Linked DNA regions of Homo sapiens: region 1 is linked to region 2. Evidence: chromatin contacts called from ENCODE Hi-C or POLR2A ChIA-PET data. All regions are on one chromosome and are shown on one strand. Each heading gives the region's core, a stretch centred on a gene start or an enhancer-like site at or near the end of the contact. The rest is flanking DNA. Distances are from core to core; before and after follow the strand shown. Region 1 overlaps RNLS (renalase, FAD dependent amine oxidase). Region 2 overlaps PTEN (phosphatase and tensin homolog).

What was found. A loop is a pair of places that touch in the nucleus more often than their neighbours do. ChIA-PET counts read pairs that join two places held with the same protein, here RNA polymerase II (POLR2A). Pooled maps may share reads with other maps.
Region 1: a loop to region 2 is called in a map of MCF 10A, with 4 times the contacts of the local background. The contact joins two enhancer-like sites. A Hi-C loop is called at or near these places in 4 of 168 maps with a recorded cell type or tissue (IMR-90, MCF 10A, endothelial cell of umbilical vein and 1 more), 9 of 37 single-sample maps with no recorded cell type and 12 of 50 pooled maps. POLR2A ChIA-PET finds 5 or more read pairs at or near these places in 5 of 52 experiments (AG04450, MCF 10A, WTC11 and 2 more).

What each region holds. Positions count from the first base shown.
Region 1 is chr10:88,385,155-88,391,979 of GRCh38, forward strand. All of the region lies in intron 4 of RNLS (renalase, FAD dependent amine oxidase), which reads right to left. Among named protein-coding and RNA genes, the nearest start is that of RNLS, 190 kb to the right of the region's middle. Within about 2 kb of position 4,462, at least 3 of the 41 ENCODE cell types and tissues checked have a DNase peak (open chromatin) inside an H3K27ac peak, as active enhancers do.
Region 2 is chr10:87,958,468-87,963,178 of GRCh38, forward strand. It overlaps PTEN (phosphatase and tensin homolog), which reads left to right. Exons shown (of 9, transcript NM_000314.8): 8 at 2,427-2,651. Among named protein-coding and RNA genes, the nearest start is that of PTEN, 97 kb to the left of the region's middle. Within about 2 kb of position 2,922, at least 3 of the 41 ENCODE cell types and tissues checked have a DNase peak (open chromatin) inside an H3K27ac peak, as active enhancers do.

The DNA.
Region 1 (6,825 bases), core at 3,212-5,711, 430 kb after region 2:
GACCCAAGGCTTGCAAGGCAAAGCAAAACTAAATAAAAGCAAAATGAAGTTAAAAAGCCCAAACAAATAAAAACCAATTTGTTAATTGGGTGTTGGTGGATAAAAAGACTCTGAAAGTACATCCAGTCAAATTTGAATTTCAGGTAAACTATGAAATTATTTGTAGTATAAGTATATAAGTATGTAGTGTAAGTATCCCAAGCATTGCATGGGATATACTTACACTCACTAAATTCTTCACTGTTTATTCAAAATTCCAATTTAACTGGATGTCAGGTATTTCTATTTATTAAACCCGGCAGCCTAGACATGGTAGAATTTAGTAAGCCCAGACATGACAGACTCCTGAATAGCCAAGGCACAGAATTCAAAAGAGTCAAATGTGTTTCCAACTTGCTAACTGCAAAAGCATCAAGGAAAAGGTTGACCCCACCCTCTCTGTCTCTGCCAAGCAAAGAGCCCAGATGGGAAACCCCAGGTGAGTGATTTAGCCTCCTGTGCATACTCTATGGGATCCTGGTGCAGAGGTTGCTGGGAAAACCGTGGCAGCCTGCCCTAGGTTTTCCTTCGGGTGGGGCCCTGTGGTTATGGTGTGGTGACTCTTTGTCACGGTGCCCCTGCCACGCCCTGCTTAGTCCACCTGGTGGTTGGGGGTAGGGGAGAAGAGAAGTTACAGGCAGAAAAAAAGGACTTATCAATGTAACATATTTCTTAGGTGGTTTGTGCATTGCTGTTTGGGCTTGCAAAACTTTAATTATTACTTTGATGCAGAGTGGCTGCAGATTGTCACTGCCAGGCCTGATTTAATAGCCTGCTTGCACAAAGTCCGACAGAGATTGCTTTTGTTGCACTTTCTAACAGCTCGTGATGGTGGCTTTTTTACGTTAAGGAGGAAACTCTGTGGTTAAACTGTAGCCTAGGTATTTTTAGAGCCGTTACCATGTTAACCGAAATTTCGTACATTTCACCTGCAGGATATGCAGTCGTGCTTAGGGCCTTCCTTAAACTCTAACAAAAAATATAATTTAACAGTTGTTAATACTGTGCTTAGGACCAACTCCATGTTATCAGAAAAGCTACTGACCAAATACTGGACTGCTAAGAATCCTTTTTTTGGATGGGTGGTACTGTGCCATTAGAGAGTATTTTTTTTTCCTTGATATAAAACGAGTTGAAGGAACATAACCAAAAGGCTAAAATTGGTTAGTTCTAAAGGTCAGAGCCTGAAGGCAGTGACCCATTTGTTAATCATTAAGCTTTTCTAAGCCGTCTCTGACAGAATTCTGGCTTTCTGCCACTTCTCTGGTCATTTTAAACTGCAAATTCTTGTACTGTTTCAGTTTTTAAGTAGGTTTCAAAGGTTATGAGAAAGGCATAACTTGTTAGCTATTTTTCCTTATCAAACGTCTTTAGGGTTTTGGAAGGCAGAGCTGTTCTGTGTTAAGAGAATCCTCACAGCATACCCAGCCATACAGCATTTAAAGATGGACTCTTGGGTCCTCTGAAAAGGGTGGATTTCTAGCTATCATTCCCATGTTACTTAGTTTCCATAGATAAGCAGGATGTGAGGGCTGAGGACACCCACTTAGCCATTAGGTATTAGTTCCCAAATCACTGCTATCTCAGGGTAGTTGTCTCCAATAATCCCAGCACTGAAAGTTCAAAAAACAGGAGCAAAATAACCACAATGTATTTATCATCTTCTGTCATCAGTTATAAAGTGGAAGTACTTTAAAATATTTTGAATGCATTTTTGTAAAGCCCAGTGAGGTTCCAGTGCTATGACGTTTCATTGCCAGAAAACTCAATGCCAGTTTATGCTCTAGTCCATCTGAATAAAAAGTGATCTGTACACCCAAAACACATAAACAGAACTAAATTTTATGTAGCCAAGGGACATTAAGCTGCTAAAACATTTGCTTCAATATTGAACATGGAATAGCTGTCCTCTATTTCTCAAGGGAAAAAATATACAGTCAAACCTTGCTTATCCATAACCCAAACTTCCGGAAGCCTTAAGTATTTGGAACTGCTCCAAACCCAGAAGAGGGGAGGAGTGAGAGGAATAGAGTGGGGGTGGGAGAAGTGGGGAGCAGAGAGAGACAGAGAATGAACTAGCGGAAAGCAAGCAAGTCAGCTTTTAGAAGTAGACCTGAAGCCCTAGCAACACTGAAAAGAGACCTGGAGCTTACATCTGATTGGCTTTCCAGCCAGAAGGAATAGAGAGCTCTGATTGGCTGGTGATGATGTCTCCAAATAACCAGCCTTTTTCAGGAAAGCAAATTTATGTGGCAGAAAGGACAAGAGACAGAAGAAGCACGCAAGAAGAAAAGCGAGGAGAACAGAGCAAAAAAAAAAAAAAAAAAAAAAGGAAGATTATTTGTTACAGTGGTGGAGACTGAGACAAAAATGAGAATAACAAGCCTATTTACGTAACTGCTTACAGTTTACAAAGTGCTTTTACATGTAATCATTGATATTGTCTTTACAAAGACCTGCAGGGCTCCCAGAAGTTAAATGGCATGCCCCAGGTCACCCAGCTAGTAAGAAAAATAGTGCATGTCTTCTGGCTAAAAATCTAACACTTTTGATATGGAGCAGGTGTTGTGGAGATAATGATTTAGAGTTGTCCTGTAGGACAGAGGGAAGCAAATGCTCTGACAGCAGAAAAGAAAATCAGAAGGCACGTCAGCCTGTAGTTTAGCGGGCAATGCAGACAGGAGTGAAGGGCTCCCTGTTCTTCACGACCACACACCTTGAAAACATAGATATAGGAAACATCTCTGTGGGTATTTGGAAGGGGAGATGGTTGTGGTACAAATGAAACCTATGTCTAGAGGGCTCAGAGGGCAGTCCTGAATATATTTCCCTGGGGTGTATCACAGTCGCCTTTCATTTAACACGTAGAAGTTGGATACCTAATTATTCCTTCCATCTATCCTTGAAAGCTGTTCCTTCCTCAGGCTTAGTCGACAACATAACCATTCACCCAGTTGCTCAAGCTAAGAACCTGTAAGTCATCTTTGTCTTAATTTTCTTTCCATGTTTAATTTATCAGCAAGTCCTGTAGATTCTACTTCTAAAACACACCTTGAATAAGGCTACTCTGTTCATCTCCATAATCACCATTGTTTTCTCCTTCTGAGCCACTGCAATAACTTGCTATTTGGTTTCAATACTTTCTGGCACCCTGTCTTCCCCAGCTCTTGCCTCCTTCCCTTGAAATCCATTCTCTGGACTATGCCATCCTGCTTAAAACATGCCTGAGAATAATTCAAAATCCTTCCCAGGATCTGGCCCCAGTTTAATTTGCCTCACTCTGCCTAGGACTCACTGTTCTAGCTATGGAGGCCTCCTTTTTGTTATCAGAACACAGCACAGTCTTTCCAGCTGAAGAGACTTAAATATTTTGCTGGTCCCTGTCTCCATGTTATCACATGGCTAGCTCTTTCTCCTATCTCATGCTATCTACACAGACAGTCCTACTCTCACAAGCTGTGTGAGAGTTCCCTTCATTCTCATAGAACCTTTTTATTAACTTTCTGTGACCTCTCAAACTGAAATTACTTATGTTTTTATTTGATTCCTTGTTTATCATCGTCTTTTTATATGACTTCCCCCTACTAGTAATCAAACTCCATTAAGACAAGGATCAGGTCAATTGCCCTCATCACTGTATCCCCAGAGCTTACAACGTGGTACACAGGAGATACTCAATAACTATGTGTCGAATGAATAAGTGAATAAATATCAGGGAATTAACATACCCTACATGTTACATAGTACCATGCATCAGTGGAGCCATGGATATGAGACACTGTGTTTCCTGTTTGTAACCTGTTATTTGTTAATTCCTGTCAGAGTTGAGAGCTCTGATAGTAGCTGCCATCATCTGGGGAGTTCTATGGAATCTTGCCACCATGAGTTCTGGAAAAGGGAATCTGTTTGTGTTGGGACTTGAGGGATGGTATAAATTAACTCCCAAGGTTTATTAGTAGTAAACAATTAAAATCCACCCTGAAATTGGAGCTTTACTAAAGATGGCTATTTTGTAGCATGTAGGAAATTACGATATTGGTTTACCTCCTAGGATTCAAAAAGCATTCATTCTCTTTTGGAGCCAGAAAAGGAGAGGTATGTCTCCTAACAGAACTGTGCTGGGTTTTTTTTTGTTATTGTTGTTTTCTTTTTTTGACAGTCTGTGGAGCTCACACATTGGCCATAATAAAGCCTGCTATCTATTTTTGATTTGTCAAAGTTGTGCTTGAGAGTGATTAACATACCCTTAGCAAAATGAATCATTCTATAGAGATTTAAAAGTCACGATGGAATAAATATCTTGGTCAAAGGTATTGCTGCTTTAATTACATTCATTTGTTTCAATATTTCGGTTTTAGGGATTTCTTAACTGAGTTGTTAAGGATCCTTTTAGGGATTTCTTAACTGAGTTGTTAAGGATCCTTTTGAAAGTGAAGTTTACCATGGTGCCCTCTGGTGGAATGAAATTCGCACAGTTTTTAAAGCTAAAGCCCTATCTAGTGAGAATGCATACAGAAATAAAAGGAGCAACATTAAATACAAATGTCCAAAAACTATAAGCAGGGTACTCTTGCTATTGGGGGACTACAAGATATACCTGCCTCAGAATATTTACAGATTCAGGGATAGGGCATGTAGTTGCTATAAAGGAAGAGCAATGACATAAATACATACAATTCCAAATCCATTAGAAAATGAGGGCCAGAAGCCACAGCATTTCATATCATCTGGCAACACTGACACTGACTAATTAGGTATTATATTGAGAAAGTCAGAAGAAGGTGATGGCAATTACAGCATTTGCAACAATATTCATAAATAGCTAGGAACACAAGGGGGAAATACAATTTGGTTGTGGTCTATCAAGAACCAGTGGATATTCATTTGATAGGACTTTTGTAATTAGGCTCACCATCAAAGCTGATAAAATCATCAAAATGGTAAGTGTCCCAGTGTTGGTTCCTTGAAACTGTGTTGTGACCAGACTTAGTGACTCCTTGATAAAGCAGCTTTCACGTGTCTTCACAAGGAAATAAAGTGAAAGTCTCTGGGACGCTATCTGGGTCACACACCACAGGGATCCTGCTCAGAGGATTTAGAACATTGGACCAGCTCACTAAGGAAAGATGTCAAGGCCCTTCTTTGAGGACCTAAGGAAGTTTTTAATATTCGTTCGTCTGAATGCACTAAATAAAACTCTCATTCCAAATAAGATAAAAGAGGGGAAAAAAGTGTTTGAGCATCCAATCCCCCAAAGTGTCTGCAAATTATTTAGTATTATTTCAGTACTCAAACTTCCTGAAAGGTGGAATGTGGGGCAGAGGAGTAGTGAGCAGGGACCATAGCACACATGCATTTAGTCAGCTTGTTGGTTTTCTTATTGGGGACCTTTCTTTGAAACTTGGTGCACCTCAGATTTTAAAAAACCCAAAGCCAAAAAACAACTAACAGCTGGCTCTTCTAAAGCAGTGGCTCTCAGAGGAATGGTACTGCCTTCTAGGGGATATTTTGGAAGTTTATGAGGGCCATTTTTCTTGGGAAGGGTGTCTCAAAGTATAAATTATTATGGGACTGTTAACTGACATTCAGTGGGTAGTAGTCAGGGAGGTAAGGGGAAGTTCCATATCATGTTAGATTTTACTGTCCCACCAACTATTCATGTAGATTTTTAAAAAATCTGTATGTAATGATTTAAGCCTAGGACCAAATTCAATCTTACATAAAAAATTAAATATTTCTTTTCATGGTTTTAATAGACACCTAATTTCCCATAAATGCAAATCCAATGTAAACTAACTGAAGACTATACTTTGTTTCATTTGAACCTTACTGAGAATTGTTAATCATTTTTGAAAATTATAATATCAATATCCATGGCACATATGACATTTGAATCCTCTGAAAATATAACTGCAATAATTTGTAACATCCCAATTCAAAGTGATTATACAAACAGGTGTGTCTGATTATGTCTTCCAGTGTAGTTGTCCCCAAGCATTTTCAATTATTATTATGATATTCCTTTCTTCTTCTTTAAATTACAATTAGGCAATCATATTAGTAATTTTAAAATAATGTGTACTGGCCAGGAATAGTGGCTCATGCCTGTAATCCCAGCACTTTGGGAGTTCCGAGGCCGGTGGATCACAAGGTCAAGAGGCCGAGACCATCCTGGCCAACATGGTGAAACCCCATCTCTACTAAAAATACAAAAATTAGCCGGGCATGGTGGTAGGCACCTGTAGTCCCAGCTACTTGGGAGGCTGAGGCAGGAGAATTGCTTGAACCCAGGAGGTGGAGGTTGCAGTAAGCCAAGGTCGCGCCACTGCACTCCAGCCTGGCGACAGAGCGAGACTCCGTCTAAAAAACAAAAAAATGTCTTGGTAGGTTATGTTATCCATGAATTTCATTTTAGAATAGTTAGAGATGTTATTAAAAATATTTGTTATTAAAAGAGGACATGGGGTGATAATGAAAATGGCAAAATAAGGGACTCTGAAAACCCTCTCCTCCATACAAGCAATAAAAATACTGGCAAAAATTGTCAGTGTAAACTTTTTCAGAACTCTGGAAATTAATCAAAGACTAGCAGAAATCAGGTAAGCTTTTATTTAAAAAAATGGCTGAATGTCAGTAAAAACTAAGCTTTTTTGTCTTTTACTCTGCTCTTTTCTCATTCTCCCTCCCCTGCCCCCAGCTCTGCAATAACCTGGGAAACCAACAACTTGCAATCATGATAAACACTGGCAGTCTGGCAGCCCCCGGAGGGGATAGAACAGGGTTAGC
Region 2 (4,711 bases), core at 1,672-4,171:
CACCCAGCTAATTTTTTTTATTTTTATTTTTGTAGGGACAGGGTCTCACTATGTTGCCCAGGCTGGTCTCAAACTCCTGGGCACAAGCAGTCCTCACGCTTTGGCATCCCAAAGAGTTGGAATTACAGGTGTGCGCCATCATGCCTGGCCTTAACGTTTCTTAAGACTTGATTATTTTCTATTTAGCTTCTGTGGATTTACTGATTAATTTTTTAACTAGGAGAGAAATCAGTATGAAGAGGAAGTAATAAAGAATGAAAACATGGTATTTAAATGTGCAGGTTTAGAAAGTTAATGAAGTTTGAATTTGATTGATCTGTATTTAGAGAAGGCAACGTCTTATTATTTTAAAACCAACTATCCGCCCTGTGCGGTGGCTCACGCCTGTAATTCCAGCACTTTGGGAGGCTGAGGTGGGCAGATCAGCTGAGGTCAGGAGTTCGAGACCAGCCTGGCCAACATGGTTAAACCCCATCTCTACTAAAAATACAAAAAAATTAGCCGGGTGTGGTGGCAGGCGCCTGTTTTCCCAGCTACTCAGGAGGCTTGAGGCAGGATAATTGCTGAACCCGAGAGGCGGAGGTTGCAGTAAGCCAAGAATGCACCATTGTACTCCAGCCTGGGCAACAAGAGTGAAACTCCATCTCAAAAAAAAAGAAAAAAAAAACAACAACTATCTTCATTTAAAATATTAAATGTGAATATTTAAAGTGAGACTAAGGTGCAACATTTTTAGATAGTAATGAAGAAAAGGACTAACTTTGTAGTGTTGCTGCCTTGTTAAACATACTAGATAGCATATTGCCAATCTTTAAACATTCTCAATGATAGGATTTATTTACTTTTTCTGATTTTTAGCTTTTCTTTTGAAAGAAAATAAGAGGAAGTTTCATTTACTGCAAAATTTTAAATGCTGCTTTGATGTATCAGTAGAGATATAATTTTCCTTTATCCAGAATCCAAGTAGCTGGAAAAAAAAATCAAAATATGCTGAACTTTTTTTTTTTTAGCCAGAAACCCATTTCCTATCGTCTGTACAAATAAAAGTTAAATATATCTCAATAACTTAGAAAAATTATTTTTTGATAATCCAGGAAGTATTAGCAACTGTTTTAAAATTAAGATAACTAGTAAGTTTTATTTAGCTTTCAAAAATAGGCATCTACATCATCATCTCTGCATACCTTTAGGAATTTCCTAATTCTTATTTCCCTTCATCTGTACTTTAACACATGCAAAATTGAAGGTTAGATTAAATATTTATGATTTATTTGTTTATCCTTGACTACATAAATTTCCATTTTATTGATTTTCCCTGCCTTATTTAAGAATATGCTATGATTAAAACACAAAAAATTTTAGTATAACCCATATATATATAGAATTCACCTTTTTGTTATTTAAATATTATTGGCTTATTTTCTTCTAAGTAAAATACAATTACTGGCTAAAATAATTGAAATAAGCAAAAAAAAAATTTTAAAGACCTTGTATACAAGATTACTTTGCCAGGTACTGTTAAAAGATGCAATGACATTTAAGACGTAACATCCTTAAGGATCTTATTTTCTGGGGGATAAAAAACTTTAAGATAAATTAGAATAAAAGATTTAAATGGCATTTTAAGGTACCAGGTACCAGATAAGATGTCACAAGGCTGTATATCATTAATTGCCAAATGATTTATACAGGCCAGATTTCTTTGTTGGTCAATAGAGGTTTAAAGTGATGAACTTCTGTTGTGTTTTTTTATTAAGAAGGTATTATCTTATTAGTAAGAAGTGATTTTTTTTAAGAACAAGCATTTTATAACATCAAAAGAAATCAGTAGTACTCTTTCCTACCCCCTCATATTTATTCTGAAAGTATTCAAGCATTATATTGTCATGTAAGAAACTGGAGCTTCTCATGTTTGTATTGCTGTAGAAGTAAACATGTATTTGCCATGCGTCATCAGGGAAGTTGCACTCACCGTCCAAGAACTTTTGTTAAAGTAAATCTTGGAATAGGTAGCTCATTTGAAATGTAGAAAAAATTAAATCCATATCTGAATTTTGTTTATATGTATGTACACGTAAACTAAAAACGTATTTAAAGCTAGTATTAGATGAGAAAAGAGGTTTTTTTACTTAAAATTTTAAGGCAAAAGTAGTTTATCTTAGATCTTGTGAGATTGTATTTTTGGTTTAAAATTTGAGAATTTGAGTGAAGAAAAATCATGTGAATGAAAATGCAACAGATAACTCAGATTGCCTTATAATAGTCTTTGTGTTTACCTTTATTCAGAATATCAAATGATAGTTTATTTTGTTGACTTTTTGCAAATGTTTAACATAGGTGACAGATTTTCTTTTTTAAAAAAATAAAACATCATTAATTAAATATGTCATTTCATTTCTTTTTCTTTTCTTTTTTTTTTTTTTTAGGACAAAATGTTTCACTTTTGGGTAAATACATTCTTCATACCAGGACCAGAGGAAACCTCAGAAAAAGTAGAAAATGGAAGTCTATGTGATCAAGAAATCGATAGCATTTGCAGTATAGAGCGTGCAGATAATGACAAGGAATATCTAGTACTTACTTTAACAAAAAATGATCTTGACAAAGCAAATAAAGACAAAGCCAACCGATACTTTTCTCCAAATTTTAAGGTCAGTTAAATTAAACATTTTGTGGGGGTTGTTGACTTGTATGTATGTGATGTGTGTTTAATTCTAGGAGTACAGCTGATGAAGAACTTGCTTGACAAGTTTTTAACTTATGTATTATTTCGAAGCAGTGTTTACGTAGCAGTAACATGAAAGTTTCTAATAAAATACCCAATGTACACAGCGTCAAAAAAGCTGCATTTTTCCTTTTCCTAATTCTTCGTTGTTTGCTGAAATCTGGGGCAAAGGTGCGGGAGGGGGCTAAATGACTGGGATATGAAGTAGGAATGGGAGAGGAAAGAAATAGATGGGAACTCAGTCATTTGGGAATGATTCATATGGAATGTTTTTACTGCTTCCACTCCTGTCTGCCTTCCAATTTATTCTCAATCCCTCAGAGTGATCTTAAAAATAGACTTGATTGTGTCACTTCTGTTTACACTTTATAAGGACCTTGTGTTTTTTTTTTTACCATGACCTACAAGGCCCAGCATAATTTAGCACAGGGCTACCTCCTACATCAGCACTAGTCACCTTCTCTCCTTGTTTCTTGAGATTCAGTCATACTGGTCTTTCTTCAGTTCTTCAAAATGCTAAGCTTCTGCCTCTTCTAGTCTTTCCAGTTATTTTCCTTCTCCCTGTACCTTTTCATCTCAGCCTTTTCCCCTGACCTTCCATAGCTATCTTCATATTTCCAGCCTTAGCTTCAATCTCATATTCTCTGAAGTCCTTTGATTGTCCTCCCGTTATTCTTTTTTTAAAAATCCTATTTCCTTATATTGTATCTTAGAATTATTTGGTTTGTTTCATTTTTGCCTATGTGTGATATATGTATTTCTACATAGGTATATATATCTACTTATAGACAAGAATTCTTCAGATTAAAAAAATCTGATTTGTAAACATTCCCAAGTGGTTGTTTACCATTTTTTTCTTCCCCCTTCCTATTTCTTATTCTACCTGATTTTCCCCTGTTCATTCACCACACTCGTTTCTTTCTCTTTTTTACTCTCTCTTAATTTTTCATTCAATTTTTATAACATGTAATAAATCTAACTGTAGCGTCTGAGTATTAAGAATATTGCTAGTAATACTTCACCTGTAATCCCAGCACTTTGGGAGGCTAAGGCAGGCGGATCACTTGAGGCCCAGGAGTTTAAGACCAGCCGGCCAATATGGCGAAACCCTATCTGCACTACAAATACAAAAATTAGCTGGGCATGGTGTCGCACACCTGTAATCCCAGCTACTTGGGAGGCTGAGGCACAAGAATTGCTTGAGCCTGTGAGATGGAGGTTGCAGTGAGCCGAGATCACACCAGTGCACGTGCACTTCAGCCTGGGCAACAGAGCAAGACTCTGTCTTAAAAAAAAAAAAAAAAAAAAAATATATACACACACACACACACACACACACACACACACACACTATTACTACCAATATACATACATATATGTATGTATGTATGTATGTATATTGGTAGTAATAGTAATACTTGGGCCCCTGCACGTTTTAAGTGAAAATAGATCTAATATTAAATGTCTTTAGCCCTTAAATTTTTTTTAAGTGTTCAGAAGTTTCCCTTTAAAAAAATTTTTAATATATAATAATTGTACATATTTATGGGATACAGAGTGATATTTTCATGTATGCAGTGTGTGATGATCAAATCAGGATAATTAGCATATGGATCACCTCAAACATTTGTCATTTCTTTGTGTTAGGAACATTCAAAATTCTGTCTTCTAGCTATTTGAAAATATACAGTAAATTATTGTTGACTAGTTACAGTTCTATAGAACACTATAATTTATTCCTCCTGTGTGTAATTTTTTATCTTTTAACCAACATCTCCCTATCCTCCCCTCCCACTCCCTTTCCCGGCCTCTAATAACCACACTCTTATGAGCTCAACTTTTTTAGCTTCCATATATGAGTGAGAACATACGGTATTTATCTTTCTGTACCTGACTTATTTTACTTAACATCATGTCCTCCGGGCTAGACATTCTCTTTAGAATCCACAGGTTTCCTTTCTTTTCTCTAAATCTGCATTTTGCTCA